Linked DNA regions of Mus musculus: all the other regions are linked to region 3. Evidence: chromatin loops called from intact Hi-C (ENCODE). Cell type or tissue: heart. All regions are shown on one strand. Each heading gives the region's core, and the rest is flanking DNA. Links, peaks and the distances in the headings are about the cores only.

The links. A loop is a pair of places that touch in the nucleus more often than their neighbours do. Peaks named below come from ENCODE experiments on the same cell type or tissue, not always from the same donor. Only the 100,000 strongest peaks of a DNase experiment are listed, where the experiment ranks them.
Region 1: it touches region 3 in a loop (8-fold over the local background); 36 of 42 quality-filtered maps call a loop at or near these places.
Region 2: it touches region 3 in a loop (7-fold over the local background); 29 of 42 quality-filtered maps call a loop at or near these places.

The regions. Positions count from the first base shown.
Region 1 is chr19:45,568,374-45,578,665 of GRCm38, reverse strand. It overlaps Dpcd (deleted in primary ciliary dyskinesia), which reads right to left. Exons shown (of 6, transcript NM_172639.3): 3 at 6,657-6,781; 4 at 6,128-6,261; 5 at 1,571-1,673; 6 at 377-1,195. The coding sequence ends at 1,091. Fbxw4 (F-box and WD-40 domain protein 4) reads left to right here. Exons shown (of 9, transcript NM_013907.2): 9 at 1-409. Among named protein-coding and RNA genes, the nearest start is that of Dpcd, 13 kb to the right of the region's middle. RefSeq lists an enhancer at 10,211-10,292. In heart, for the core only: a CTCF peak has its summit at 4,653; DNase peaks (open chromatin) are centred at 3,565 and 4,645; H3K4me3 peaks cover 117 bases; H3K27ac peaks cover 881 bases.
Region 2 is chr19:45,215,354-45,225,645 of GRCm38, reverse strand. No RefSeq gene overlaps it. Among named protein-coding and RNA genes, the nearest start is that of Lbx1, 16 kb to the left of the region's middle. In heart, for the core only: CTCF peaks have their summits at 3,090 (motif pointing left), 4,321 (motif pointing left) and 4,941 (motif pointing left); DNase peaks (open chromatin) are centred at 4,315 and 4,915; H3K4me3 peaks cover 1,006 bases; H3K27me3 peaks cover 1,490 bases.
Region 3 is chr19:45,741,150-45,751,441 of GRCm38, reverse strand. Npm3 (nucleoplasmin 3) reads left to right here and starts at 1,877. Exons shown (of 6, transcript NM_008723.2): 1 at 1,877-2,003; 2 at 2,300-2,385; 3 at 2,573-2,692; 4 at 2,803-2,896; 5 at 3,162-3,278; 6 at 3,391-3,708. The coding sequence starts at 1,886. The coding sequence ends at 3,271. Fgf8 (fibroblast growth factor 8) reads left to right here and starts at 8,558. Exons shown (of 6, transcript NM_001166361.1): 1 at 8,558-8,789; 2 at 8,890-8,926; 3 at 9,445-9,531; 4 at 9,763-9,943. The coding sequence starts at 8,758. It overlaps Oga (O-GlcNAcase), which reads left to right. Exons shown (of 16, transcript NM_023799.4): 16 at 1-1,187. RefSeq lists enhancers at 10,213-10,292, 9,791-10,292. In heart, for the core only: CTCF peaks have their summits at 3,756 (motif pointing right) and 4,903 (motif pointing left); DNase peaks (open chromatin) are centred at 3,981 and 4,901; H3K4me3 peaks cover 1,263 bases; H3K27ac peaks cover 580 bases; H3K27me3 peaks cover 1,565 bases.

The sequences.
Region 1 (10,292 bases), core at 3,158-5,657, 170 kb after region 3:
GAAGCACTGAGTCCTGGACGCTGGGCTGACTCTGACGTGGGCCCTCCTGTGCTCTTAGGAGAATGTACCTGAACTTAGGTGTTTACAGTAGGGTCAGGCCTTCTCCTGAGCCCTTCCCAGCACTACTGCAGCCTACAGAGTGAAATGAGGGCTCTCACCATCCCGGACAGAAAGAGATGCAGTTGCTAGAACTTGTGCTGGTCCCAGCCACCTCCTCAGTCAGATGGTAACTCTGGCCAACATCTTGGAGCTGGGCTCGTGCCTGAGGTACCAGTCTGCTTTGCTTTGAAACGAAGGAAGGACAAAGAAAGCCTGTCAGCTTGGGGTTCCGGACTAGCTGTTCCTCAGTCCTGCTATGGGAAACATGCTACCATTGTAATTTTTATAAAAATAAAATTTAATTGTTGACAAATCTGGTTCTTTGGTGGTTAGGTCATTCTAAGTGGCTCCAGGAAGGCAGTGTACAGGGAAAGGACAAAACTATGGCTCTGTGTCCCCAAGAACCTCCTCAGGGGGTAGACAAGGAACTGTCGGAGGACTCTAGGCTGTTGAGCTATGGTGACCTTTCGCCTCTGTCCTACCATACACACACCTTTGACAGTACTGTAACCATGTTCTTTTAACCATAGTGTCTTAACGTTCTGTGCTGTTTCCAAGATAGCTGGATGTTTAAACTTCCCTTTTGCCCACCCCTGCCTCAGAGGAGTTTTTCCTGAGTCTCTTGTATAAGGCAAGCCAGCACACAGGAGTTCCAAGATGCCCAGCCTGTTCCCACTCTGCTCCCCCGTTAGCTGGAAGGTCCCCAGGATGGGAAGGTGGGGTGGGTTGTCACACCACCATCTTCCCTAAGAAGGCAGGGTATCCAGGAGCGGGCAATACACAGAAGTAGAGAAAGGGGCAGTCAGTCCTTCTAGAGCAACTGCAAATGACTTTACTCAGGAACAGAGCCACAGGTGGAAGCAAGCTGTTCCCCACGAGCCAGTTCTAGGGGCTCTGTAGTTCTTAGAAGAGAAGAGGCTGCCCGCGCCATAAAACCCACGCCGGAAGTCTCACAGTTTCCTCCTCACTGGAGGTGCAAGGCTCAGGACAGCTACTGCGTCTTACAGTCCCCAGCACTGCCGTGGGCCGTCTTTACCTTCTTTAACTCCTTCTGTAACTCTGACTCAGCCGCCATGACCTCCTTTGGCTTCTGATACTGTGGAGGGAACCAGGGAGAAACCATAACTCAGTTACTAGATTCTCCCTCCACACTCTCACTCTGGCTCTCCAAGAGCCTCCTTGTATGGGAGGAAACCTAGGCGTGCCGGGTCTGAAGGACTTCCTCAGCTCCTGTGGCTGGGGAGGGGAAGACCAAGGTGACAACTTAAGGCTTGTGATTACCACCACTGCCCCACCTCGAGAGCTTTGGGGTGTGGCTCTCTCTTGGTCTCCTCCTGCACCCCCCCCCCCCAGATGAATAGGAGATGCCGGTTCTCTAACAAGCACACTAAGTGTTTGGGATGCTTGGATCCTGGGACGTGGGAGAGGGATGAGAAACTTCTTCCTGATGCCAAGTCTGGGCAAACCTTACAGAGATTATCAGGGTGCAGTTGGCGTGCGCAAAGCTCAACGCAGAATCCTCTAGAGGAAGCTGGTGTCTGTCTAGGTCAGGGATGGAGAACTTCTTGTAGTACCTGTGGGGACACAAGAGGCTGCTGAGGAACCAGCACAGCGACCCCGACAGTCGGGAGACACTAGGCCCTCCACAGCTCTCCCCCATTTTCTGTAAAGCTCGAGAGGAAACAGGGAGAGCCTGCAGAAAGGCCTGGTTGAGTCTGAGGTTCTAAAAGAACGGTAGTGGCCTCAGAGCCAACGGTGAGCAGAACCAGGGGCAGAGGGGCTCCCCATGCAGGGCGGGAACTCCCAACTACACAAAGAGCACCCCAAGCCTCAGGGGGCCTTCTCAGAGGGAAAGCACAGCACACAGAGCCATCTATCTCCCCAGGGAGACGAGCTATGACGCTAAAGGACCCTGGATCCCAGACCTGGACCCTTTTCCTGCCCTCAGTACTCCAGCCTTCCATTTTCACATAGAGTAAAACCCAAACCAACCAAGCACAGATCCCAGGCTTCCCTGGAGGAAATGCAGCAGAGTGGGGTGAGGCGCTGCTGCTGCTGCCCTGGTCAGTTGTCAGTGCTGTAGGAGTTAGGGTGAGGTGGGGATGGGGGAGGCTGGGGGGAGGTCGGAGATTTCCCCACACACTTATTAGACCAGAGCCTAAGGAAAGGCCCTTCCTCTCAAACAGTCTCATTTGGCAGTCTCCTTGGTGGCTGTGTGGGCTGGGCACTGGCCAGGGGCTGCCGGAGCCTTCACTTGGACAAGGGGTCCCTTTTTTGCAGAGGGAGAGGCTGTGTGGGCCAAGGAGGGAAATGCCTTAGGCAGGTACAACATGCTTAAGAGCTGGGCCCAGAGAGAATGGCTTTCAATACTTCAGAGGGTCCTGGCCCTTGTGGTGACAGCTACACTGAGTCCACTTCAAAAGCCCTGATGCCCCAGGGACTCAGAGAGTTGACATCAATGCAGCACTTCTGGCCTGTCCTCCCTGCCCAAATCCCTCAGTTCAGAAGAGGCTTGGGGGGGGGGGTCTCTTCCCAGGTTCCCCTCTCCCCACAAGTGCTGGGACCCAACGCAGGAAAAGAATGTTTACTTAAAGACTGACAGTTCAAAAGGAGTGGGGGCGGGGGACCCTAATGGTACCGCAAGTTTCTTTCCTTTCCAAAGCTCTGCCCCAGGGAAAGGCGATCCATCTGCCTGCAACAGGGTGGAATGCCTGCTTCATCCTCTTCCTAGCCAACAGGCTGAGCGAGGGCTTTTCCTGGGGCCCTGGTCTGGCCAGCAAAGGTGGCAGACGCTGATAATAGCAGAGGGTCAAAGGTTAAACAGCAGAGATTAGGTGAACACAAAGGCCGGGTAGGAAGTGTTAACATCTTCCTGGCAAATATACACAGAAAGCAGAACCAACAGAGAAGCGCCTTCCACACCCACTCCCAGGAGGGGCCAATGAAGGAGAAGCAGCCCAAGGTTTGTCCCCATCCCAGGCAACCTCAGGATCCCGGGGACGTCGACCCCTTCCTTAACCTACCCCTGCCACGAGTCTGGGAAGCGGAGGCAGCCAGTGCCAGCAGCGCAAACACTGGGTGAGGTTCAACAACTCCTTAAAGTGCAGTACCTTCCGGGTTCCCCCATGCACAGCCACCCCACCTCACCTACTCAGGGTTTGCTGCAACAATAACTGAACTTGAACTGTCCCCAGGGCCTGGATGAGAGGAACCCACCGTGCTTCTGACACAGTCAGAGTGCCTTCTCGGCCTGCTTTGCTTGTATTCCCTGTGACCCCCTCACCGGTCCCTTCCCTTTGCAGGCTCAGTGAACATCCCTGAGGGAGGGCTGAGGCAAGAGCGGGGCTGCTGAGGAAAGGTCCATGCGCGCTGCCCCACGCTCCTCCAGCCTGCACAAGGGCTTGGCGGGTAACCAAAGAGGGCTTCAGCCCGAGAGCTGCTGCAGCCCTACTTCCTGTCCCGGGCACATGGCAGCCCTACTTCCTGCCACTCCCAGAGTCATAATGTACAGGCCCACACTCAAGTGAGTCTGGCGGTGTGCAAGTTATCTGACCACCGAGTCCTGGCTTCTAGGGCTGTCACAGCATCATCACCATACAGTGAGTGCAGTTAGCCAGGCTTTCTTCAGATCCCATGCTTTGGCACCTTGACCACAGGACAGGGAGCACGCAGGTATCTGATATTGTCAAATTCCTCAAACAATCGTTGAGGTAGTATAAGCACCGTTCTCCTACGTGAGAAGCTGGCCTAAATACCACAGTCACATGGCAGAGGCTAGATTTAAGCCAGCATCTTCCTAGTCCAGCACACTCCATCTTTCCCCTTAACAGCTGCCAGCTTCCAGGCTGAGGTCTTATCGGGACCAGATGTACCACACCAGAATCATGTAGAAACAGTTCCTTCCTTCCCCAGCCCATCCTAGCAATACTGAGGCGGAGGACCACCACAGGACCCTGAAATCACTTCTTTAAACAAGTGGCTAACCACATTCTCCAGGGGCCAGGCAGATACCAGCAAGGCAGCTGCAGCTTTGGCTGGGAACTGCATGCTGGAATACTAAAATGAGGGCACAGCGCCAGGGGAAGGAAAGTGCCATGGTGGGGTGTGTTACAGATGCCCAGGTGCTCAGCAAGGAGGCCACATTCTTCTCTGCACAGGTCATGTGGTGCCGACTTCTTACATGCCTTTCTACATCTATTCATACACTGCATGTCTGCTGTGGATGATATGATGACCAGGAAAGAGATTTTTAAAGTATTCTGAAAAAAAATTAGACCCTGCACATATAAAAACACTATTGTGCTTTGTTGAAAGCATAGGTCACATCTGGCCGCCTCTCTAGCTTCCTATCTGATGGACCTGCAGGGGGCAGGGCTGAGCCTGGTTAGGGCTCAGAAACTCAGTCTCAAAGTGAGCACTAAAATACCATTCCCCTTTGTGGGAAGCCCACCCCTCCAGGATAGCACTCCCATCCTACCTTGCCTCCACCAGCATCTCTGCAATGTCCCCAGTCCCCGCCACTGGGTGCCACTGGGTGCTGGAATGCCCCACTAGCTACAGAGCCCCTGGCCAACAGCGCCACCTACGGTATATACGGTATATGTGTGCAGGAGATGGGGCCCAGAGGATCTGCTCACAGATGAATTTTTTTGGTGAGCTAGCTAGCCTTTCTTGTAGCACTCGCTTGTAATCACATTTCTGTCTGATATCTGTATTCGACAGTGACCTCTGGGGGATGAAAAGGAGGCAGCAGCCAGCTCCACAAAGTGCTAAGCCGCAGATTCAAGTGCTATCAGAAGCACTTTTGTTCCCAGTTTGGACCCAGGGCCTCTCCCGCCAGGGAATGCTTGCTGAAGCATGGAGTTTGTTTTCCTACAGGCAATTTCTCTGTTGTCTGAAATTGCTAAATTCCACTTTAGGCACTGACTCCTGTTAATGATGAGAACAATAACGGGAATAAACGGCCTTTTATCTTAGGACTTCAGCGCACTTTATAAACGTAAACCCTTATTATTATGACTCTGTATTTATAGACAAGGTCCACTACAGGGGCTGCTGGCTGCGTGTACAGCAATAATCCTGAAATTAATTCATTCATCTCTCCCTTTCCCTTGTCCCTTTAACCCTGCCAAAATGACAGGGTGTGGGGTGCTAAGAGGAGGACAGGACTCAGGGCTGCGCTGGAGGTGGGTGGAGGTTCCCCACCACCACACTCCCCACTTCCCTGTAGGCAGGCCTCTTAGGGGAACGGAGACTGTACCTACCACACCACCTGAAGGAGAGTGTGGTAAATGATACAGTGGCCCATGGGGCTAGGCTCTGCACCCGAGCATCAAGCTGGCCAGTTTGGCAGCTTGTGGATAAGAAGATAAAACAGAAACAAAATGAAGCCCCAGGGTGGAGGTGGCCACACCCTCTTTCTCGATCAGGCTGAAACAGATTCATTGCCAGGCTCTTCCACTGTGATGAGCCAGAGCGGCAGAAACAAAATGTGATCCCACCCCGGCCATCTCCTCTCAAACCTGACCACCCACTGCCTTCACCCAGCAGACCACAGAGAGAATCTGAAACGCCATCGCAGAGATTTCGGAGAGCCCAACGTCTGCCCACTTTCTCTCAGTCTGGGGAGGGACGGGGGTTTACTACCTCATTGTCTGAGACTTAAAGTCTCAAATTGCCACCAAGGCAAGCAGGTGTACCTTCCAGGACGTGACTCCCTGCCAATGCAGTGATGTCACCAAGCCAAGCTCACCAGACCAAGGACATAACAACCTTAGAGTAAAACTACCAGAGACTACAAGTAATGGCTATGTGATTACTCCTCACTCGTTGTTCAACAACAGTCTTGTGAGGCCCAGCATATGCCACCTAGGAAATCAGACACTGGCTGAGTTCTGCTGCCTCGATGGAGCCGCACAGTTAGCTGGTTACTCTGAGCACCCGCCTCCCAGATACGGAGCAGCCTGAGCGCTCACTCCAATCCACTCCTCTCCGCACACAGTAAACAGGCGCCCACCACCCTACTCACTTTTTGTTTGTCGTTCTAACAATGACGCAGCGCTCCTTCTGGGCCACAGACACACTATACACATCCTTCGGGTAGGGGAGATTTCGAATCCGCCACTGGAAACTTGTTTTGGTGTCCTTGCGCATGAAGATGGGCTATGAAAAGCAAATCAGCCCAGGTTGGCCTTGGACTCACTGTGTAGGAAGATGACCTTTTGGCTCTCCAGCCTCCACCTCCCCAGTGCTGGGATTATAGGCTTGTGGTATGATGCCCAGCCTATCAAGGACCATTCATGGGGAAAGGTACAAAGGCTTGGCTCCTCCCCATCCCTAAACTCCTCCCAGAGTCAAACAGGAAGCTCCTCTGCTCTTCTCCATGGCCCCCCACCTGAAGCAGCTGCTGAGGCTGTGACAGACCCTTCAGATGTACACACAAACCTACTGTGGCTAGGTGGGCATAGTATATATAAGGTGAACAAATTATAGACCCTGCCCTTAGGGGTCAGGAGTCTCCTCCCAATCCCCGTAAGACCCTGGACAAACAGACATACATTGGCATTACTTTCTTTGATGAGCTCGGATCCCAGGCTCCCAGCTCCTGAGGGCACTGGCTCTCCCACTTCAAGCTGCCACTGGCCCAAGGCTCCCAGGGCATTTTTCACACGCCACTTCCTCACTGCAAAGAGAAACATGTAATGGATTAAAGCTCGCTGCTGCCAAAGCTGACAAGACGTTGGATAACTGGAACGGGAGAAGCCCAGGCTTTGGTCTCAATGCCGGGCCTTGTGTATTTGAGCCAGGAATCATCACAAACCTGGGGAAATCACATGGGGCATTCCAGCAGCAGGTAACTTGCAAAGTCCATTTCAAAGGCGGGCACACAACTGGACCAGGGATGAAGCTCCGAGAGCACCCGGAAGAAGGCAAAGAGGCGATAACAGCCATTTCTGGAAACGGGACATCTAGGTCTCCAGATGGAATTCTAGTTGTGCTTTGCTGTTATTTCTTGAGACACAGTTGTACTAGATAGCCAAGGCTGTTTTCAAACTATTCCTTGTGTCTTGGCCTCAGGTGCTTGTATTTCAGAGTGTGCCTGCACACCTCCACACCAACACATCCTTGCACCCACACACCCACACACCAGCACATCCTTGAACCTGCACACCCACCTTTGGGTGCATTTTCCCCCCTCTAGAATGCCATGCAAAGAAAAAAATGAATTGAGTGAAAGCTGTTTTTGCTTCATGATTCATAAAGTCCAAATCAAGACATTCACTTATTTCAGGTACATCTGCCTTAAAACAACGACCAACAACAAAAACCCTGATAGCACCAACGTTGTATTTAAATGTAGTCTCAGGCTGGAGTGGGACTCACTGACAGTTTCCCAAGTACTAGGGCTGACCTCCAGCATCGCAATGAACACATAAAGTCTTCGGCATACACTGGATTCTTAGATTTGTTTATGTTTGTTTTATGTGCTTGGTCTGCATTTGTACACTACATTTTAAACGGACTCTAAGTGAACTGTTTTTAATATAAATGTAAACAAGTGAAAAGATCTGACAACCGTATTGCTTTACCAAGAACTGCGCATCACTCTCAGGTTAGCAGTAACCGCCTTGCTAACCTGCGGCCTCCCACCCCACCCCACGATATTTGTATGTGATTACAACTCTCGCTCTCTGGGCTCCAGGAGTGTTTCCATGATCTCTCTCCAGATCCCTTCCTCATGGCTTCAAATCCTCCCTCCAGCCGATCTGAATCTCCCCCTCTCTCTCCTTTCTCTCCTTCGTCTGGTTGGCAGACATCCCACCCTATTCTCCCTTCTGCCCAGCCACTGGGTGGTCAGCATTTAGTGACAAGGCAGAGAATAGATGGTAAGAACTGCTTACACAAACTTGAGACAGGAGATTCTTGGTGTACACATTTCAATGCTGCGTCCAGATTGAAACAAGACATGAGGGCAGAGAAATCAGTATTTAAATAACACAAGGACAACCTTATACACAGTGCACAAAAATATTAGCCTACAATGTACGGATTATAAATGTGGAGTTTTTTGTAAAATAATAATAGATCCTTACATTTATAACTTGATAATGCAAATAATGATTTTCAGTTTCCCAGGTTTTATAAGGCAGATATTTGTGAAAGGGTTCTTTTGTTGTTGATGATATTGTTTTTAGCCTCTGCCCTACACCCCTTTAGGTTTGCTTTTGATGAAAATCATTCAGTAGCCTAGGCTACTGCTGATCTTACGGCTATCTTCCTGGCTTAGCATCATGGGTGCTCGGTTTACAGACCTGTGCTACCAGGTCTAGTTTTTCTCGTTGTCTTTTAAACCAAGGCACATATTTTATGGAAGTCATAAATCCAGACGGGAGTCCTGTCGGCAGCACTGGGAATGAGCCCCACTGAGTGCTGTGCTGGTGGCTGCAGTGTCACCTGCCAGTGGCAGAGGGGCTCTGCTGAGGAGTAACCTCCGCCCTCCACCCTCTCCCTCCACCTTCCACCCTTCCATTCCTGCTCTGTTAAGAAGATGGGGGCTGTGGAGTTTGGGCGTCCTGCTGCAAGAGCTGAGCAGTCAGCGCTAAACTCCTGCAGCCTCCTGCAGCCACTCTAGGAGCTGAGCAACTCTGAAAGGCCTGGTGGGGGCCACGGCCGTTTCCGGGGTGGGGCAGCATCAGGCCTGGGGGCTTTTCATCAGCTGGGACCACTGTGAGCACAAAAGCCGAACACAGAAGCCTCATGTAAACTTAGAACTTTCCCTTGAACGTGGGCTTTTTATAAGGTCTGCTGCACTCTGCACTGTGGTTTTATTACATCTCAGGGCCAAGATTCTCCCTAGAAACACATCTGCAAGTTTATAATGAAAATTAATAAGGAAGAGTAAAACTTAGAAATACGCTTTCTAGGCAACTTCTTACACCCACAAATACTTCCTTAAGTGAATGGACTGTGACCAGGAGTATATGCAAACCTAGCCACGGTAATACCTCAGACAACTGGAAGCCAGCCTCTGGGGTCTCCGTCACAGCTACAAACAAGTAACAGACACCTCCTAGCAGCAGCTCACCATGTCATGATGATGAAACCTACTCCCCATGAGAGCAAGGATCACCCTGGATCCTCAAGCCATGTATAAAATGCTCTGCAGCCTGGGGTGCAGCTTAGTGGTAGAGCCTGCACCTAGCATGCATGAGGCCATGGGTTTGACCCTCAGCACTCAGAAGGAGAAGGGCCAGGGAAGCCCAGCAGCAGCTGCATATAGAAAAATGAGGCGGGAAAGTACGTCCTCCCCCCCGCCCCCGACACACTGACAGTAGTATCAGAGGACAGCTCACAGGGCAGGATACAACCACCCATGCACCATTTGGTGTCTTTAAGATAGGGTCTTACTATGTAACTCTGAAAGTTCTAGAACACACTGTGTAGAGAAGGCAGGCTGTGAACTCACAGATTCGCCTGCCTCTGCCTCCCAAGTCCTGAGGTCAAAGGTGTGTGTCACCACCGCCTGGCCCTGTGTCACCCTGGCGACACTGAATGGCAGAGCATAGTCATCACTGGCCTAAGGAGGCAGTCACTTAGGACACAGCTAGTCTAACGGCTCTATTTTTATTTGTTTATTGAGAAGAAGGCATTTCTTCCTCACCTGCCCCCTTCCTTCACCTCTATTCTCCAGGGGACCCGGTAGAATTACTGAGGAAAAATGAGATCCAAACGTGACAGTTAAGATCCAGGTCTACAGATCACAGTGCTACACATGCACACTTAGGCTGGTAGGATGGAGGTTATATGCTATCCTGGGCTAGATAACAAAATCCCGTCTTAAAATAGACAAAGATACTTTGAGATCATCCTGCCTCAACCTCCTGGGTACTGGGACTAAAGGTGGCCCTCTCCATACCCAGCTTCTAGTTCTGTATTTAAAGGCCAGGTTTGGTTATCTGAAGGAGCAATATGATGAATTTTTATAGACCTGGGCTGGAAAAGCAAGATAATCATGGGCTCTGTTACACTCTTTGCCCTGGGGACATCACCAGTATGGGCCCTAGAGGCGAGAACCACTGCAGGACTTCCCACCTGGTCCTCCTCTTTAAGGACGGCCAACTCAGTCTTCCTCAGAAACGCACCCTAAGAAGGGGAAAGCACAGACCCGCTGGCTCTCTTCTCTCTCCTTTCAA
Region 2 (10,292 bases), core at 2,796-5,295, 520 kb after region 3:
TCCCCTGTCAAAGTGTCCTCGATTTAAAGGGAAAACAGCCCCCGCTCTAGTGCCACACCAGCCTGACAAGGGACAAGGCAGGGAGGAACACCCCCTTAAGCCCCCCCCAAAGGACCATGATTTCCAGGTGGTACCCTAGCCCTAGGGACCCTGGGAAAATAAGCAACGTCCTTGGAGCAGTAGACCTCATGGACCGGTTCAGTCACAGAAGCCCCCCACATCACTCACAGATCCAAGGCACATTCAGGCACAGCAGAGTCTCAGAAACACTGCCAGACACTGTCACTCGAACTCATGGGCAGGAAGCCGCTGTCTTAGACATTCGCAGACACAACTACCCAGTCACATGCTTATTCGTTTAGACACCCGCTCTCAGGCCTGCGTGTAGATACACTCAGCTACCCACATGCACACCCCAGCGCACAGAACCACACACAGGATGAGAACACCCATAGACATCCAAGTCACGTCCACATAGCCTCGAAGGCACACGTGGTCACACACATTCAGACACACGCACATTTTCAGATCCACACACAGAGACTGCATCCATACACGAACTGAGACATAGAGCGCCCCCCCTCCCCATCTTGTGCCAGAGTCTCACCAGACATATCTAGGACAATCCCACACACACTTCTGGGCACACATAATCCCTACGCCCCCTCCTGCTCCCTTCCCTGGGCCTGACTCTTTAAGCTAAAGGGGGCGGTGCCATCAAATCAACTTTCTCCATCTCCAGATTCAAAGGGTAGGAGTGTAATTAAAACCAGATAATTAATGAGACAATATTCCTCCAGCTACATCTTTAATGAACAAACCCCTCCAGGGCAGCCTCTTCTTCTAGGCTCATTAAAGAGAAGAAAGTTGGGCGGTTTGCGGACTTCCCAGCGCGTTAATAACGAAGCGAACCCGGGGTGGGTGGGTGGGTGCCTCGACCAGGGTGCGGGAACCACAGTCACTTTCCTTGTCCTTAGCCCTCCTAATATCACTTTGGCCCCTTATAGGACCCAGCCCTCATCCCCTTCCTACTCACCCCGCCCCCCGCCCCCAGCGGGCTCCAATTTCTCCTGTTGCCCCCACCCCCACCCCCAGGGGTTTCCATAACTTCTCTTCACTGAGCCAGGCCTGGCCTGAGCTTACTGTGGTACATCTTTAGAAGGTACTCTAGGACGTGGAGTACTTTAGAAAGTACTCTAGGACGTGGCTGGCCCTCGCGCAACAGAGTGTGTCTCCCCAATTTCTTCCCACCTCCAGAGCGCCTGCGCTAGGCTCAGTGTTCCAGGTGGTCTGGCTGGATAAGGCTGGGTCTGTAAAGAGGAAGCAGAGGCCCAGACTTGAAGTCCTAGCTAAGTGGCCTAGGATCAGCAATGGGAACTAGTGGACTGGACATAAATTGGGCGGGGCGCGGAGCCGTGAGGGTCAAGTGGTTTTCCACGCACATCGTGCGCGCCCAGAAGAACACGCACTAGCAACAGCATACATGTAAATCGGCGCTCACGCTTGCGTGCACATAGAGAAGCCCAATCGTTCATGCATACACATGCATTGCCACAATGCCTGCCTGCGGTCCAGGCAGGCACCGGGACAACCTAGCTTGGGACTTCCCCTGTTGGTCTGGGGTCGCTTTAACGTCCCTGATTTCCAGAGTGGGAGCCTTTTACTCCTTGGCACTGCCTACCCCGGCCCTGGAGGGACCCAAATGGCTCAGAGAGACTGAAAGTCTGTACAGTGCAAGGCGAGCGGGGCTGAGTCAACCCGGGCGGCGGCTGTAGCTCTGGCGGCAGAGCCTGTGTTCGCCTGCGCCGGCTTTTAGGGATGAGTTATGTGGCAATGAGCGAAGTAAATCTGCATGCGCAAAAGATGCTAATTACTCTTAATAGCCTACCCAGACGCCCCGAGACTGGAAACCCAGAAACGTAAATCTGCTCCCGATAAATATTTTTAATTGTGAAATTTCCTGGAAAGAAGGCTTTGGGTGCGCGGGCCGAGGCATTCGGCTTTGGAGGGAGGCCCTCAGCCCCCCACTCTGGAAGCCGAGTCTGGAGTCAGGGCTCCTCGCGGGGGCGTCGGGTGCGGGCCGAGTGACCAGAGTTGGGCTGGCCGGCGCTGGGTAAAGTTAGTGATGTATCGCATTAATTACCAGTGTGAGCTGCAAATGGTTCGAGGCCCAGGGAAAATTAATGGGAATCCAAATTCTAATTATGTAGCTGTTGTTAAAGAGTTTAACTAGATAGTCACGGAAAAAATTGGATTATACATAGAAATATGCAGCCAGCGCGCAGGCTCTAGGGAGCAGTCTTGGGGAATCACAACCAGGCAGCCCCTACCTACCCTTGCCCTCGAGGGTGCTCCTCCTCTGAGGGAAAGGAATAGATCCACCCCCACCCACCCACTCGCCCCCACCCCCGCCCCCGCGTATAAATAACGATCCCAGGAGAGCCTATGGCAGCGGCAGGGAGAATCTCAGGCTAGGTCCAGAGGCTGAAGGTCGGAGAGATGCGCTCTTGGTTGCAGAGGTGGAGTGGAGGTTCTGGCCTCCTGAGTCCCTTGGTCTGGGTAAGCTTTTGTGCCAGTTTCCTAGAAGGCGGATAAACCAAGAGCAGGCTAATCTACCATATACTTCTTTTTAAACGACAGAGTAGCCCTGGCTGTCCTCGAACTCACGGAGATATGCCTGCCTCTGCTACATCAAGGCTAGAATCTGTGCCACCTCCCCGGGGGCATACCCTGTTCTTTTGATAGTCGCATAATTACATCTGGGTGCTGTGGGCTTTTATTTTTTCCACTGTCAGTTTAAGGAAATAGCCACCAAACAGAAGCCCAATTACACCCGAAGCCTCGTCATTCACTTTATTAAGGACCCTGGATATGTTTCCATTTTCGCAGGAAATGAGGTCTGATCAAGCAGCACTAATACCTCTGGCCTCCAGGGAGGGGGTGGGGCCTTTCCAGGGCCAGCTCCCTCCCCCCCCCCGCCCCCCAGGCCCGGGAGGCAGTAGCGCCAAGCTGCAGGGCGGTGGGACGGGACGTCTTGGAGAGACAGATACCCAACCGCTCACTTGCTTCCTGGGCCACCTGCTGGGCAGAGGCTAGGCCCTGCGCGCCTGCAGCTGGCAATCTACGGGAAGCAGGTTCGAGGCTGGAAGGACCTTCAGTCCCAAGAGACAACAGACTTTCCAGGCTCGATATATTATTCCCCTAAGCCCAACAACTCAGATCTGGGGATCTGGGGTTTCTGCTAAGGTCCCTAGAGCAGGGCTTGGACCACCAGGGAAGCCCCTTGCCGGGATCCTGGGCATCTTTGCTTTAATCTTGTTTCTCTTTTCATGTTCACTCTGTTAGTTGAGGAGAAGCCGGTGAATCCCAGTCTCCCTAAGGAGTCCCTGTATTAAACCTGTGCGCCAGCAGCTTTTAGACTTGAATTTCCTAGATGGATGAATGTGATTAATGCTTGCCCAACTAGCCACGAGGCTACTTTGGGACCTTTGATGGTCTTCCTTCCCCAAGTCCGACTGAAATCACAAAATAAGGAATGGGAAGGGATGGGGGACGCTTTGGGTCAAACCTCAGAAGATGGAAAAGACTGGAGAGGGGTCACACAAGTTACAAGACAAAGTTTTTCCAATTACAGGCTGCCTGGGATGGGGTGGGGGTGGGAGGGGATGAGAGATTGACTCTGGAAAGGAAGAGAATGGCCGGCTCCCTCAGATGCTCTGGGAGGGACTAGACATTTAGAGTCTGTTTTCTCATCCTGAAGGGCATGAGGGATATTGTCATTTTTTTTTTTCTAAGTTTGGAACAGATTCTAGCTTGGGGTGGGAAAGGCTGAGGATATGCAAAGGAAGTGCAAAGAAGGAAACCCAGGGATTGGGAGAGTCCCGGGTTCTCACCTCCCTACCTCTAGTAGCAAGGGGCAGGCGAGCTCAGAAAAGCTGCTGCCACAGACCCAGAGTCTGCAGAAAGCAGGTGGTGTGAGCATTTCCTCCCTTTCCAAAGTCTAGATTCCGAAGAATTCTTTTGCCAGGGGCCGGCTGGTGGTCTGATGACAGACTGAGACCAAAGTCCATCCCAGCCCTAAGGGAATGCTGGGGCTCTCGTCTCTAGTCTTTGAGCACTCGCATACCTCTCGCCCCCGTTCATCTCTCCAGTGAAAGCCCTTGGTGAACGAAGGCTGCTTCCCAGTCCTTGATGTACGCAGGCTGTCCTTATGTTTCTGTGAGCAGCGTCCTCGGACCCTGACTTCTGTTTCTTTGGGGTTTCAAAGTCATTCCAGCCCCGCCCCTTTAAAAGCCCGCGCTTCTCCATGTCGCGGGCTTTGAGTGCCACCTAGCGGCACTTGTGGCGACACTCAGCAGCAAGCACCCTTCACCCACTTCTTTCTGATGCCGGATCTGAAACCCCAAACCCCATGCAGTAGCCGCTTTAAGCTCAAATCAAAAAGCCTTCGCTTCAAAAAGTGTTACTGTCCCTTCCCAGCACGTTAGGAGGCTTAGGAGGCGACGCAGCTAGGAATAACAAAATACTGCTGCGGGCCTTCCTTTGGAACCTGCAGATGTGGGAAACGCACTTTCAGGACTGGGTATTGGATAGAGCTGGGGGTCTACCCGATGTCTCGGCTTTTGGATAGTAAATCAACAAACAACAACAACAACAACAACAACCACCCCACAAAAATGAGAACAACAAAGGCTAGGTCTTTCTTGGGCTGAGGGAAAAGGCAACTTCTTCCTGAGGTTGTACACCCAAAGGGAAAGTTCGTAGTCGTTAATCATCCTTACTCTTACCCTAGATTCGCTCTTTCTGTCCTCATCCCCTCACTGGTAACAAAGACCCCTCTGACTCCTCAAATCCGCATACTGGGTCCCGCCTTTGCCTGGGAAAGGTTAGACAAGAGCTCCCTCTGCTGGTCGTGATGTGACACTGCTCGGGCCAGTGCGCTGCAAGGCAGTGAATTTTCAGATCTGCTTCAGGAAGGAGGACTTTTTTCCAAACAGAAAGAGAAGTTTTCGCAGGCTTTATGAGTCTTCACAGGGAAGCAATGGCTCAGAGCTCCACACCAATTTTGCATCAATCGTATCTCTTTTTCTTCCTGTGGCTGGCCCAACTACCCCCCAACTGACAGTGTGCCAGCAAGGTGGGAAAGATTAGGAATTTCTTCCCACATATCATAGCTAACTAACACTGTGAATATGCACAAGTTTTTTTGGTCAATTATGCATGTATAGATGCATGTATGTATGCATCCACATGTGTATTATGTATGCATGCATATGTGTATGTATGTATGTATGTATGTATAAGTGTATGTATGTATGTATTCAGTAACCCTTAGGCCACATACTCTCCTACCCTAGTCCAGACTGCCACCGTCTACTGATACTCCCTCCATGTCCAGGCACAGCTACCCTCTTCAAGGTCCCATCAGCTTCACTATACTTCAGGATATTCTCCAGGTCTGGGCATTAGGAGGTGCAAGGGCTCCGTGGAGGGCAGGATGCCCAGGGCACATAAAGGATGAAGTAGCACTAAGGCCACTGTGGGTCTATGTCCTTTTCTTAGGGCCTGTCCTTACTGGAGACGGAAGACAGCAGTGGCATGCCTGTGACAGAAGCAGCACTGAGCTTCCAAGTCCCTCTGTGACCTAAAATGATCTGACAACCTTCCACAGAGGCTGTTGCTCCATGTAGATCCCAGAGCTCTGGTCCAGGTCACTTCAGTCCCGTTCACTTTGTTCAGAGCCGGGTCCCATGGGTGAAGCTCAGAATAAGCCAGTCTATTGGGCTCTTGAGGTCCTCTTAGGCAGTAGAAATAAGAATCCTGAGCCCCTGGGCTGGTGAGATGGCTCAGTGGGTAAGAGCACCCGACTGCTCTTCCGAAGGTCCGAAGTTCAAATCCCAGCAACCACATGGTGGCTCACAACCACCCGTAATGAGATCTGATGCCCTCTTCTGGAGTGTCTGAAGACAGCTACAGTGTACTTACATATAATAAATAAATAAATCTTTAAAAAAAAAAATCCTGAGCCCCAGGCCTTAAGCAGCAAGAACAATGAGGGGACCCCTGTGCGCCCCACATTGCCCCCTTCTTGGGGCCCTTGGTGCATTTCCATGGTACAGACATCCTGGTGCCTTTGGAGTCAGTGCCTGGAACCAGGACACACCACGTCCCTGCACTACCCCCATGGAGGAGCTGCAGACAGTCAGCTGCCAGGGCCAGCCACATGCTAATCTGAACTGCAGAAAATTTGGATTCCAGGACCCCACTGCAGAGCCATGGAAAGAGATCACTGGGAACACCTGAGAAATGTCCCTAGTGTGGAGACTGTTTCCTTCTTTACCCATTTCCCAATCCTATTTTGTTTGGGTTTTCTTTTAGACAGAGGCTCTCTATGTATCCCTGGCTGGCCTTGAACTCTCAGAGATCCACCTGCCTCTCTGCCTCCCTAATTCCAAGATTAATCACTTGGGTCATGACACATAGACACTTTCCAATTCTTTAAAGTTACTTTTATGAAACATTCAACTTGTTGATCTTTGGGAGGAATGTGATACATTGATATGTTACAACTGAGCCATTGCTCTAGAAGCTTGGTCAACTTCCAGGTTTAAAACGAGGCAAAACGGGGCTGGAGACTTAGCTGGCTTTCACGGTGCTGCCAAGAGACTGCGCTTTCTTCTCAGGTTTAAGAGGGAGTTTTTGAAAAGTTTGTGAGTTCCTTCGAGGTATCTACAAAAGCTCACCCTGTTCCTTCTGCTAACTTTTTTGGTCATCCATGTTTATTTCCTTAAGATTAGTAGTAACTAGTTTTGCCTCAGTTTTTTTTAAAAAAAGATTTATTTATTATTACTTTATTTATTACTTTATTACTTTATTACTTTATTTATTTATTACTTTATTTATTTATTTATTTATTTATTTATTTATTTATTTATTAGTACACTGTAGCTGTCTTCAGACACACCAGAAGAGAGGACTTCAGATCTCACTTCAGATGGTTGTGAGCCACCATGTGGTTGCTGGGATTTGAACTCAGGATTTTTGGAAGAGAAGTCAGTGTTCCTCTGAGCCATCTCTCCAGCCCAGTTTTGCCTCATTTTAAACATGGAAAGTTTTCTGTCTGGCTACGTGAAATACATTTCTGGACCTCTGCCCCTTTAATTCATTCTTGGCCATTTTCTAAGGAAACTCACTCACTTTTGATTCCTAGGGATGCTGGTCACAAAAGCCTGCTCTCCCATTACTTATCCACAACCGTGGGCTGCAGAACCCCTCTCTCCTCCCCACCCAGTGTGGAATATGAGGAAATCCACTCTGCTATTGTGAACCAGAACCTAGGTTTAAGTCTGCAAGCCCCACTGCCACCCAGTTTTTCCTCTCTGAGCCTCAGATTCATTTCTTGCTCTTGCTTAGAAACAGGGTCTTGCTATGTAGCCCAGGCTGGCCTCCAAACCACACTCTTTCTGCTTCAGTCTCCCTAGTGCTGGGATTATTGTCCGGTGTCATAGTGCCCAACTTGAGCCTCAGTTCATCTGTGAGACAGAACAGCAACTGATACCTAAAAAGTAGGCTCTGAGGGTTGAACAAGCTGATGTCCCCATAATGCTTTGCAAAAAGCACAATTCGGTGTCACTCTTCAGGTTCAAGAAAAATCCTCTCCACATGCAGGATATTGAGAAGCCCCAGCCTCTGGGTCTGAATAGTGATCTCTGGGGACAGAGCAGGCACTGCCGAGGTGAGAGTACGGGCAGGTCCATACCCTCACCTCCCTACGTGGGCATGTGTGGGTACCTCACCCATCTAGGGCCTCCTTTTCTTCACAGCCCATTGAACCCATGAGAGAAATTGATCTGATCCCTGTGAGGGAAACTGTTGGGATGAGAGTTTAAATACACAGAACGCTGTCCTCCAGGATAGCAGTGAAGGCCCTGTTTTCACTGGGTTGAAGCAAGTGGGTCCTGGCATCGGGAGGGCTTGTGCCCACGATGGAGAACAGAGACAGTGACAGTCATGGTTATGCACAGAAGTTTCAATGGCTGATAAGCCAACTATGATAGACACTTTCTGGATTGATTGATTGATTGATTGATTGATTGATTGATTTGACTGTTTCAAGACAGAGTTTCTCTGTAGTTCTGGACCTGGCTCTGTACACCACCAGGCTGGCCTCAAACTCAGAGATCTACCTGCCTCTGCCTCCCCAGTGCTGGGATTAAAGGTGTGCACCACCACCATGGCATCTTTTTCTGGCTTAAAAAAACATACAGCCTGCTGGGCAGTGGTGGCGCCTTTAATCCCAGCACTTGGGAGGCAGAGGCAGGCGGATTTCTGAGTTCGAGGCCAGCCTGGTCTACAAAGTGAGTTCCAGGACAGCCAGGGCTATACAGAGAAACCCTGTCTTGGAAACAAACAAACAAACAAACAAACACAAACCACCACCCCCAAAACAAAAACAAAAACAAAAACCCTATACAACCCAAACAGAAAACAAGTAGGCCTAATTGGGAACTCTCTGCCCCTGAGGCCATGCTAAGGTACATCCAAGCTGCTATAACAAATTCAAAAGCTTCCTGGGTTAGGCGTCTGCTCCCCTTGATGATACAGTATACAGATCTCTGTTCTATCATTTTCATTATTAATATCACAGGCTCTGTGGCTGGAGAGATGGCTCAGTGGTTAAGAGTACTGGTTACTCTTCTAGAGAATCCAGGTTCAAGTTCCAGCCCCCACATGGCAGCTCACAACTGTCCAGGAGATTCAGGGTATCCCGCGGTTCCCAACATTTTCATACTGACATATACGCAGGCAAAACACCAAGGTACGTAAAAATAAAATGAATATTTAAAGGAACCCCACAGACTCTTGAACCCTGAACACCTAGTTGTAAATCCTGTCCATGATGACCATATGGAAATTACCCAACCTCTCTGTGTTTCAGGTCCCTTTCCTTAAAGTGGGGGTGGTATAGTGACTGAGTCGTGCCTGTTAGCTAAATTAAGTCCCTCAGCCTCATACATTTATTCAGCACAGTTGGTCAGGGCGGTCATTGTTATATAGAGGCATATGGTAACTCCCATCAGCAAGTTCAAAGTGATCACTCTAGCTCCTGATGGCCCCTCACTTCTTGTGGTCCACGCTGATCCTCAGATGAAGACTTAAAAGTAACACTAGGGGGCGCTCGGGGATCTCCAGGCAGGGACAGTGGACGCAACGTCCCAGGTTCAGACACTGTCGTCATCATTCAGGCACCCCCAAGGTCCTAGGAGAAGCACAGACAAGGCTACTCCACTGAGCCAGTGCCGTCCAGTCTGGTTCACCCAGTCCCCCACGCTGATAGAGGTCAAAGGTTTCCTTCCTTTGATGAATGATCACTGATGTAAGCTGAGGACCTGAGGGCCCAAGGACAGTAATGATGGCCCTGGTAATGGGGACCCTGGCCAAAGGGGAGCAAATCCATTCACTTTACAATATAATGTAGGAAGGACATCGCCTGAGCTCACCTTACCCTGTGGCTGGCTGTGTTTTTAAACAGCTGTAAGTTCCAAGTAGCTCCTAAAATCCCTCTACCTAGATCAGAGTTGGGAGGAACATACATAGTGTTGTGGGTGGTGACATCTCTCTTTAGCAGAGTAATGGTGCCTCTGACCTGGGAGAGGCCAAGGGCACAGTCTCTCTTTTCATCTCCATCTTCTATGAAAGCAAACAAAATACATTGACTTTATTTTTAAACTCCGGGGACCACGTATACCCGTGTTTGTAGTTCAGCCTGAGAGTGAGCCTGGATTACCTGGCCCCTTGTCCCTCTCAGGACAACTGGTGGTTGTGGTTGAGGCTGTGTGGAAGCCCCGTGGTTGGATAAAAAGTTAATCTACAAGAAGGAGGGGAGAAGCTGGGGACCCAAGTAGTTGCCCTCCTTCAGGAGGCTGTGGGAAGAGAAGCAGTTGTGGGGTGTGGGAATTTCCTGTCTCCCTCCTCAAACTCTAGCAGGGGAAGGATGTGAGGGAGGGAGGAATGGCAATAAAGAGGAATTTGCCACAGGAGAAGGAGGTGAGACACAGGCCTCGTCTCCTCAGCCCTAACCTCTATAAACCTGGATTCTACCCATACAAACGTCCAGACAGCAAGTTATTAGAAGCCCAAATTCTCCTGGAGAGCTGCGGGTCTCCAGCCTGCTTGGAAGTCTGAAGCTTCTTTTTTTTTTTTTTTTTTTCTTTCTTTCTTTAAAGACCTTAAGTGTCTTTTTTTTTAAATCTATTTATTTATTTCATGTATACAAGTACACTATAGCTGTC
Region 3 (10,292 bases), core at 3,662-6,161:
GTGAATGGTAGATTTCCTTTACATCTGTCCTTTTCTTCCTAATAGTTTTTATTTTTGAAGTGCCTCCCACATAGGGTTAGGCCATGACTATTTAGGGTATGAGCACCTAACTTCTTATGACTCAGATATGTTGGGAAGTGCAGTAACTCCTGGGAATTAACCTTAATAGCAGATCCGCATGTGAAATGTTCTGACATTGTTAAGTAAGGGTAAGGGGACTGACCAGTGGTCTCCTTTGTCCTTGAACAGTTGTCATTTAATCGCAAAGACCTGTTAACTACTGGTTTAATCGAATCAGTCCTTAATTCTTGCATGTTTGTATCTAATTTTTAAAAGAAAGAATAAGTATATGTTAACAATATGTATACTTTTTCTTTTAATCAGAGATTCTGAAAACTTCATGTTATTTTAATTTAGATTTGGTGAATTTAAGGGTTTTGAGCATGAAGCTGGCACATAGTGTCTGCAGGATTATTATTCTTTAATCATGGCTAGCTATCTAGTAACGTCATAGATTTTCAACAGTCTTTTGTTACCTTGCTTTCCTCCAGTTCTACATAGCTTTTGAACTTTGAGCTGAGGGGGGAGAGAGAAGAGGGAGCTTGAAACATTTTCCTTTCTAGAACTCCAGTGTGAGCTTGTGAGGTAGTCTTTTAGCACTATATAGAGTGGACCCAGGGAGGCCCAAGAACCAGAGGCCCAAGAGTGTGCTGAAATGTGCCGCCTCCTTAGGGTGCGAACCTTTGCGATAGGATGTGCTGTGAAACCTAAGTCAAGGTTGGTTTTGAAGGCTGGGGTGAGGGGCAAAATTGTTACTAGATATTAAGACCGTTTAATGTTCCTTAGCGTTCTGAATCCATCTCATGCCTCAGTGAGAATTACAAGGTTTTATTCAGAGCGTTTCAGAGTTTCATACGGAATCAGGAATTGAACAAGTTGCTTTTTGTTTAATGTTGGCTTTCAATAATCACATGGGATGATCTTCTGGACATAAGTGAAAACATGTCCAGGTCTCTACTGTCATTGCTGTAGGATAAAGTGCTCTGCCATCTTCCATGGTTATGAATATTTATTAATGTTGGAATAACATTTCATTGTTTAGATCACAGCTCAGTTCCTATAGAAAACGAACTGTAAACCTATCTGCAGACCATGCAAGAGGCACAATAAAACTTGAAGTGAATGTGTGCTGTGCTGCTTTTTCTCTGGGTTCTCCCTTTTTTTCCCTCACATCTCTTGATCCCTTAGGTATCCGAAGCTATTTCAGTGTAGGCTGGATTGAAGACAGCCCTGCCCTCCTGCCTTCCACAGCAAAGATTTTTCTCAGAAAAGTACATTTGTTTTTGTTTTTAAGTAAGTTGCTCTGTTTACTACAGGTAAAATTTGTGTGAAGTTGGGGGGGGTGTCACAGAGTTCCTCACTGGAACATGGCTTCATTTCCTTAGATAAAGGAATTTTGGTGGTGGAGGGGGGGGGTGGGTCGCCTAAAGAGGAGGCTGTACTATGAACAGTAGTTGATCTCCACATCTGAGTTTAGGTCTTGGCTGTCAAGCCTCCAGCATGATCAGGAAGCGGGGGGGGGGGGGGGGGGGGGGGGGGTGTGAGTAAAAATGGCTGCTCCGTACCCCAAGTTTACTGAAAAAGGAGATACGAAAGGTTTACACTAACATCTGTATGTATATATCCCCGGGTTGGAAGAAGGGGCTTCAGTGAGTGGACGCTAACTTTAAGCCCTCGTGGAGATTTCTTCTGGGGCCTTGTTACCTGTCCTCGTGGAAGAGGCGACGACTGCTCCTCCCTGCTTCGTGTGGCGAGCGCGGCTCCTTTAATGGGCGGGACCGGAACTGGCTGAGGCGGGGGGCGGGGCGCTCACGGCCGTTTCAGCATGGCGGCCGGCGCGGCGGCTGCTTTAGCGTTCTTGAACCAAGAGAGCCGAGCCCGAGCTGGGGGCGTCGGGGGCCTGAGGGTCCCGGCCCCGGTCACAATGGACAGTTTCTTCTTCGGTATTGAACGCGGGAGTGGCAGAGTGGTACGGGGCGGGTGAGGCGTGGCCGAGGAAGGCGGCCGGGCGCCGCTGTGGCCGGGCGCAGCTGTGGGCCGAGGGCTCCTCGCTCGCTCGCCCTAACCGGTTCTTCCCGAGTGGGATGCCCGTCCACGTGTTCTGGGCGAGCAAGCGGCCGGTTCCCCCCCCGCCGCCGCGGCACATGGCCGGGTGGAGGGGACAGCGGAGTTTGTGGAGCGTCCTCGCGCGCTGTCCCCTCCACGCGTGTACCCAGGCGACACTCGCTGGCTCTTGCAGGTTGTGAGCTCTCCGGCCACACCCGCTCCTTCACTTTCAAGGTTGAGGAGGAGGATGACACGGAGCACGTGCTGGCGTTGAACATGGTAAGGGGCCGCAGAGGGAGTTGGAGATGCGGGGGGCTAGCCGACACTCCGCCTGTCGCCCCTCTCCTCCACCCTCTGGTCCCCGCATCCGGTGCCACTGGGACTAGGCCGATTTTGGGGTAAGACGCCTTGGCTTTGGTGTCAGCCCTCCCTCACTTGAGACGCTGAGGTTCTGCCTGCCTTTCAGCTGTGCCTTACCGAGGGGGCCACGGACGAGTGTAATGTGGTGGAAGTTGTGGCCCGGGATCACGACAATCAGGAGATTGCAGTTCCTGTGGCCAACCTCAGGTTGTCTTGCCAGCCCATGGTGAGTTGGAGCCGTTCATTCCTCTCGGAGTCTGGTGGGACTGAGAACTTCGGTATTGATCTCCAAGTGGGTGGGCCAGCACGGCTCAGCCCGTCATTCTTGTCTTCCAGCTCAGTGTGGATGATTTCCAACTCCAACCACCTGTCACCTTCCGCCTGAAGTCCGGTTCTGGCCCAGTTCGGATCACTGGCCGGCATCAGATCGGTGAGAAGAGTGGGCCCTCTCCACTCCCGACTTACCCCAGTCTCATCTCCTAGTGTGTCCTGCATCTCAGGCTATGGTTCCAGTATTCTGTGCCTCCCACTGCCTCCTTCAGGCCTGGGAACTTGCTGTACCCTGCCTGCCCCAGGGGTCCAACTCCAGCGAGGTGGGTGGGCTCTTTTCCATCTAGACTTGGGGACTCTGGGAGATGAGGTTCCCTGTCAGCCTAGCAGCTGAATGAGTGGCTCTATCCTTGTGTATCCACCAGTTTGTATAAACAACGACCTTTCTGAAGAAGAAAGTGATGATGAGAGCGAAGAAGATGAAATTAAGCTGTGTGGCATCCTTCCTGCCAAGAAGCACAGGGGCAGGCCTTAGCCCCCTGGTGAGTGTGTGGGTGGAGGGTGGGGTCGGTTGGTGGGATTCCCGAAGGATCTGGGAAGTTTAGGGGCAGCAGGTGAGGAGGAAGACTCTGACTTCATTCTTGCTTTTCTCAGATCAGGTAACTGCTTGCTACAGGTGCCATGCTCCGTATGTTCCTGGACAAGTTCAAGAATGGTTTTCTCGATGAAGAGAATAGGGGGTGGGAGGGAGGGATGGACTGTGGTTCCTGAGGCTTCCCTTTTCTATTGGGGTGGGACAACCTTTGAACACCTCTTCTGACCCACCTAACCCAGATTCAGTCCCCAGCACTGCAAAAAAAAAAACAAAAAACAAAAAACAAAAGAACATGAAGTTCAGAACACATTTTTAACACTTTGTACTTTTTTTGATAAATATCTAAATAAAGTGGTGTACGGTTGGTTGTTTTGCAATCCTTGTGTGGCTTTTTCAATGCTGAGATGACATTTCCCCAGGGACCACCAGGTGGCACTGTGGCCGCACAAAGGTTGACCTAGCTCTTGAGTTGGTGAGATGTGGGATCCGATTCCCCAGGGCTTTGGGCCCAAAGCAGGCCTAAGTTCCTCGGCCTTGCTTGCAGAGGGGACCTCTCATTCCAGCCTGTTCCATGTTCCTGCAAGTGGGGGAGGGCCGTCACAGGAGGTTATCAGCTTCCAAACAAGGGGTCTGGGCCTCTGTCAGCACTCAGGCTGATGGGCAGGGGGACAGATAAGTGGACTTAAGAAACCTGAGGAATGCATCTCGAGCCCCATGAGGGGCTAGGCCCAGGGAGAGGGCCTGTGAGGGGTGGGGACCAGTCTCTGCTCCTTTGGTCTTTCGAGGTAGGTTCAGGGCCCTTAGAAACCTGATTCCCAGGGCCAGATGGAGGGAACTGGCCAGATTGGGTGACAGGGAAACCAGAATCCGGGTGGCCTGGCATATGGGGGCAGAAAGAGCCCCTGGGAATCAACCTCGGCTGAGGGGTTACCCCCCCTGCCCCCAGCACTCTGCCATACTGTCTTATCCCTAGACCGAGGTGGTTCTTGGGCCTGCCTACTGTTATGCCAGGAAGAGAAAAAGGGGTTGCTTGTGTGAGGACTGTGCACCCCCGGGGTCAGCAGTTCAGCAGTGTTGATGGGTTGGGATGGGTGGGGATCAGTGTCCTACAAACAAACAAAAGGTTACTTCCCCAGACAAGCTGAAGACTGACAGAGAACAGGGCCTGAGATTCAGGCCAATTCACACCAGCTGACCAACAAGTAGGGGGCTGGTTTGAGTTCAGGCCATTAACTTCAAGAGTGTCCCCTACAGTAGAGAAAGCGGTACCTAACCCAGGTGTGGTAGCACAGGAGACAAGAAAATCAGGAACTGGTATCCCGCTTGGGCTTCATGGGGTAGGGGTTCCTCCTGACTGTACAAGTGTTCCCCCATCTATGCGAGGAATTAGGGGTAAGTTTTCAGACTCCCTTTTTCTCAAGTGAAAGATGCCTGTCTGTGTTTCAGGGGTCAGGGTCGCGGGTGCCTTTTCTAGAGTCCCGGACCTTACCTCCAGGTGTTTCCACCACGGCCCTGGCTAGGAGCCATTAGCAGAGGATCGAATGGGAGGGGAAGGTGGAACTAGCGCCCTCTGGTGGGCGTGTTTAAAACTGCTCGTGGTCGTACAGCTCTATGTGGGTTCAATGATAGCTAAATTTAAGGCAGGATAGGAGGGAATAAGTCACTTAAGTTTTGAGTGCAAATGTGTTTTCGTTCACACGAAGCGCCCATGCTAGAGGAGAGGAGTTAGTTGGGGGCACTCACTTTTCCTGCCTCCTTTCGGCTCCTGCCGCCAACTCTTTCTCACGTGCGTGCGTTAAGTGCGGCCATCTCCGGAAACCTTCCAAACTCACTCGCCTAGCCCACGCTCATACTCCCCCACCATCAGTGTACCCCCTGTGACTCCACTGATCGCCCATTGTATTTCTGGCCTGTTTTCCTGGCGGGTGGACGTCGAGCACAGCCCTGCCCGCAGTGGGAGCCCAATCCACATTTGCCTTCTAGTTCAGGAGTTTTCCCCGGCCCCTTGCGGCGCCGTGCAGACAGACCTGGGAATTGTTTTTTCCTTCTTTCCAGATCACACCTTTTCGGGATAGCCCTTTTCTGCACTCTCGGCACACAACAGGAGTGCTGCCAATTATCTGGCCTCAGAGAACTTGTGCGATGTAGGCATATGATGGTGTCTGGACAATGCTGAAAGAAAAGCTACCCGATATGGGGTATGGGGACAGACACGAAGGACAGGACGGCAGCTTTCTGTCTTGGTTAGAAGCGGCTAACGCAGTTGCAGAGATTTGCATTTGAACCATCCTGACAGAGTCTGTGTCACTTTGAACGCTGGGCACTGGAGGCGCGCAAGGCTGTGACCTGCAGGCATGGTGGCCTGGGTGTGAATCTGAGGGGCGAGTTTGGGTCCCGGCGACCGCGTGTTTGCAGAGAGAGCCGTTTGTGTTGGCAAAGAGTGTGTGTTTGTGTTTGCAGGAGGGAGTGTGTGCATGTGTGTGTTTGTGTTTGCGGAGTGTGGGGGCGGCAGGGAAAGGTGGCCAGGCTGTCACTCAGAGATCAGGATGACAGGCGCTCCCTCATCTAGGCGAGGGAGCTCTGATTGCAGATTCGAGGAAACAAAATAGCAATTGTAATTACGGGGCTTTGATAAGATAAAGGAAGGAGGGAGCTGGCCGGGAGGCAGGCTAGCCAGGGAGGGAGGGAGAGCGGCCTGCGGGAGCCCGATGGCACATTTGCATCTGTCAGTCACCGCCTGCTCTGGGTGCCCACTGTGGGGGAGGCACATCTATCCTCGCCCCCCTCCCAAAGACAGGACATTTTGGGGAGACCAGAAGGATCCTGAAGAGCTAGGTGAAGCTCTTCTGAATCCATAGGAGTTTTCACATGTAAAAGAATTCTGTCTCTCAGAAGTGGGAAGCAGAGTTCAAATGTAGGAGTAAAACCTGGGAGACCTGGGACCTTTTGGGGGGTGGGGGGGGAGAGGCCGCGCTGGTGTCCACTGAGGGTGAGGGAGGTGATTCACAGATGGTGAATCAATAAGGTTCATCTCTGGAGGCTCCCTAACCCTGTTACAACTCAGGTGCTCGGCCCTACACACACACACACACACACACACACACACACACACACCACACCTGGGAGGAACTAAAACCCAGGATCTACTGACAGACTGCTTCCTGATCCCTACCTGTGTCTTGTGACTCAAACTTATTTTCAAAGTCTTGTGTCCATAGTGAAGAGAGGGCCCTTCCTTTTCCAGGGGAGCCCATCCTTCGCTTTCCATCTGTTTAGGCATTTACTCGTCGATACACTCAAGAATAAACACTCCTGAGTATCTCATATGCTCCACACATGAAGTAAATTCTGTGAGCAAACAGATATCACCTTTGTCAGCTTGAAGCAATGAAAAAAAAAAAAAAAAGACAAGTCATTCTAAAGGCCCCTCAGCAAGCACACAGAGAAAGCAAGGGGTTGGCCTTTGTCAACCCCTTGGACACTGGAGTCCGTCTACCCCATTTCCCCCTTCATGGGCCCACTCTCCAGTGGGACTGAAAAGAGCTATTGCCTGCCAAATCACTGACAGATAAAAGCTACCATCGGTTGGCAGGTGAAGCCACCAAAGGTGGAAGATAGTCTAATGGCTCAGTCAGGTGGCCCCCATCCATCCATCCAACACTACCTGCAGAGCTACAGCTCTGCCCTGAGCTTCAATCCTTGGGCCTGTAAGACAGATTCCTCCCTCACCTCCAGGTCTGGGTGGATCAAAACAGCGGGGAACAGAATTTGTGAGGAGACTCACCTATGAGCTCAGGAAGTCTACTCTGAGGAGGGCTGAGACTGTCTCCTTGGAACCAGTTCTTCTCTATATTGCTCAGCACTTGAAGGGCTGAGATGGACTCCCCTAACCATATATATATATATATATATATATATATATATATATATATATATTACTCCGTGTTTGCATTTGCAAGATGGGATGCATAAAAGGGGGGCGGCAGGCCGAACCGGATGGGGACTGACAAGGGCCTGCTTGCCTCTCTTTAGCCTACAAAGACTTTCTGGGGCCACCGCAAACCCCTAGTTCTACCCCGGAGGCACAGAGGATCAGTAGAGGGGAGGCTGTGGATGAAGGCAGAGCTGGGTGGTACATCCACGGAGCCACCTGGTCTTCAAAAATACCTGGCCTGGGAAATCTCTGTGCCTGCGGTAACAAAATAGTGGCTCAGGGTTCCCAGAAACCCTATGGAGAAAGCAATGGGGCGACGGGCTTGAAAAGGCTTACAGAAGTCTCTACCTTCTCACCAGCACCTCCCTCTTCCAAGTGACACAAGACACCAGGTACCTGCTCAAGGAAAACCTGGAACTCAGAAGGGGAAAGGCTAGGCAGCTTGGGTCCGTGTCCTGAATGTTGCTGAACGTAGTTATTTTTGCCCCTGCTAATTGCTCAGAAGCAGTGGCTGTGGGTCCTTCAGAGACCCCTGAGCTCTTACCACATAGACGCTTCAAGGTTTTTCTTAAGCTTTATAGACTAGTGCAGTTGGATGGACAGGAGCAAGGCTGAAGGTGATAATGGGGTGGCAAGGGGCATTTCTCCCTCCCAGAGCCTCTTTGGAGACTGTGAGACAGAAAACCAGCGGGGTTGGGTTTTTAGAAAGGTGAAGGCACCGGGTTCCAGTGGCGCCCAAGGGGACGCTCAGCACCGGGGCCCAGTTCACTGTTAGCTGCAGGCTCCCAAGAGGGGCGCGTGCGACCGCAGCACACATTAGGCGACCCAGAGACCTTCTAGGAGGCCAGAGATAAGCAGACCCGACCCTAAGCAGATCAACAGTCCTGCAGGACTCAAGTGTACGGGACCCCACTAAACATGTTGTCCCAGACGCCCCCCAATCCCTGGACGATCCCGCCCCCGGAACGCTGGAAGAGACAGGCAAGGGTAGTGGGAGGCGCCCACACCAGCCGCCCCCGCCCCTCCCGCGGGTCCCTAGACCCCTCCCCTGGGCCAGACCCCCCAATCCCTGCTCTGCCCGCCGCCCCGCCCCCGGCCGCCCCGCCCCCGCCCCGGGCGGCGACCCGGCCCCAGCGCCCAGCCGGGGGTGCGGGCTCCGGCCGCCCGCCCCGCGCTCCCCCCTCGCGGCCGGTGCGGCGCCCCCCGCCCCTGCCCTCCCCCTCCCTTCCCACCTCCCCACCCACCCCACAGGCCCGTTACCCTCCCGCCTGCTCGGGCTCCTGAGCAGCCAGCGGCCACCGGCTCCAGCAGCGGCTCAGAGGGGTTCGGCGCGCGCGGCGAGCACGACATTCCACGAGCCGCGTCGGGATAGCCGCTGGCCTCCCGCACCCCGACCTCCCTCAGCCTCCGCACCTTCGGCTTGTCCCCCCGCGGCCTCCAGTGGGACGGCGTGACCCCGCTCGGGCTCTCAGTGCTCCCGGGGCCGCGCGCCATGGGCAGCCCCCGCTCCGCGCTGAGCTGCCTGTGAGTACCGCGGTCGCCCCCGCGTCCCCGTCGGCCAGCGCCCGCCGAGCCCTCTCCGCTCACCCCGCGCCTCTTTCCTGCCCGCTTTTGTCTCCCACAGGCTGTTGCACTTGCTGGTTCTCTGCCTCCAAGCCCAGGTAAGGAGCGCTGCGCAGAAGCGGGGGCCGGGCGCGGGGAACCCAGCTGACACTCTCGGGCAGGGACACGAGGACCGACCCTTCGGCCAGCGCAGCAGGGCTGGAAAGAACTTTACAAATCCAGCCCCAAACTACCCCGAGGAGGGATCTAAGGAACAGAGAGACAGTGTCCTGCCTAAAGTCACACAGCGAGTGAGTGGAGAGACTAGAACCCAAGGGTCTTGAGCCCAGCGACTGGCCAGTTCGGGTGGATGGGAAGGCTACCTGTAGCCACACCTGGCCTCCTAGGAAGGCGGGAGCTGGAGTCAGCGGGTGTTCCTTGTCAAGGGTAGTTGGGATGTAGTTGCAGCGAATATCCTCGCCGCTGCTCTCTGGGGAGACCTGTGGCCGGTTTGGGCCAACGATCGTGTTAACCTAGGCCCTTTGCATTCTCAACATTTGCTCCGTAAATTTGTCTTTATAAATGTCACGGGTCGGGTAGCGTTGCCTCGCTACTTAAAAGCACCCTGCTCCTCTAGGAAGGCCCGGGCGGGGGGCCTGCGCTGGGCAGGGAGCCCACTTCCCTGCTCCGAGCTGGCCGGGAGCCCCAGGGTGTTTCCCAACAGGTGGGTCCAGACTCCCTCATTCCCGGGTTCATCCATCCATCCTGGGCTGGGTCTGCGCGACTTCCCCGAGGGGGTTGGTGGCCTGAGCCGGCATGTTGTGGGGATGCCCCCAGTCCCCGCTGGCTGCCTGGCGCGGCGGGAGGCGGGTACAAGGGCAATGGGGACCAACTCGGGGCCCCTGGGCGGAGTAGCGTTATAATGGCGTGCTGTGTATTTTTCAATTTCCTAAAGGTAACTGTTCAGTCCTCACCTAATTTTACACAGCATGTGAGGGAGCAGAGCCTGGTGACGGATCAGCTCAGCCGCCGCCTCATCCGGACCTACCAGCTCTACAGCCGCACCAGCGGGAAGCACGTGCAGGTCCTGGCCAACAAGCGCATCAACGCCATGGCAGAAGACGGAGACCCCTTCGGTAAGGTGCATTCCCGGACCCTGGAGAGGAGAGGTAGCTTGGACCTCGCCGCCCCTTGCCAGCCCCAGCTGCATCAGCCAGAAAGGCCTGCGGGCTCTCCACCTGAGAAGGGAAGGAGTTAAGACGAAAAGGTGCCTTGGGGTCAGCTGGAGAGAATAGTGGGGAAGGGACCCTGGGGAGGACGAGGCCAACAGGTGCCCTCTCTTCCCTGCTCCGCAAATGAATGAATCCAGGAGTCTCCCTTACAATCTTCACACACCTCTACCCGGCTGCAGGTGGAGGCAGAGGGTTCAGAGGAGAGGCCCAAATTTAAGGGGAGTTCTTGAAAGAGGATATGTCGCCAGGGCCC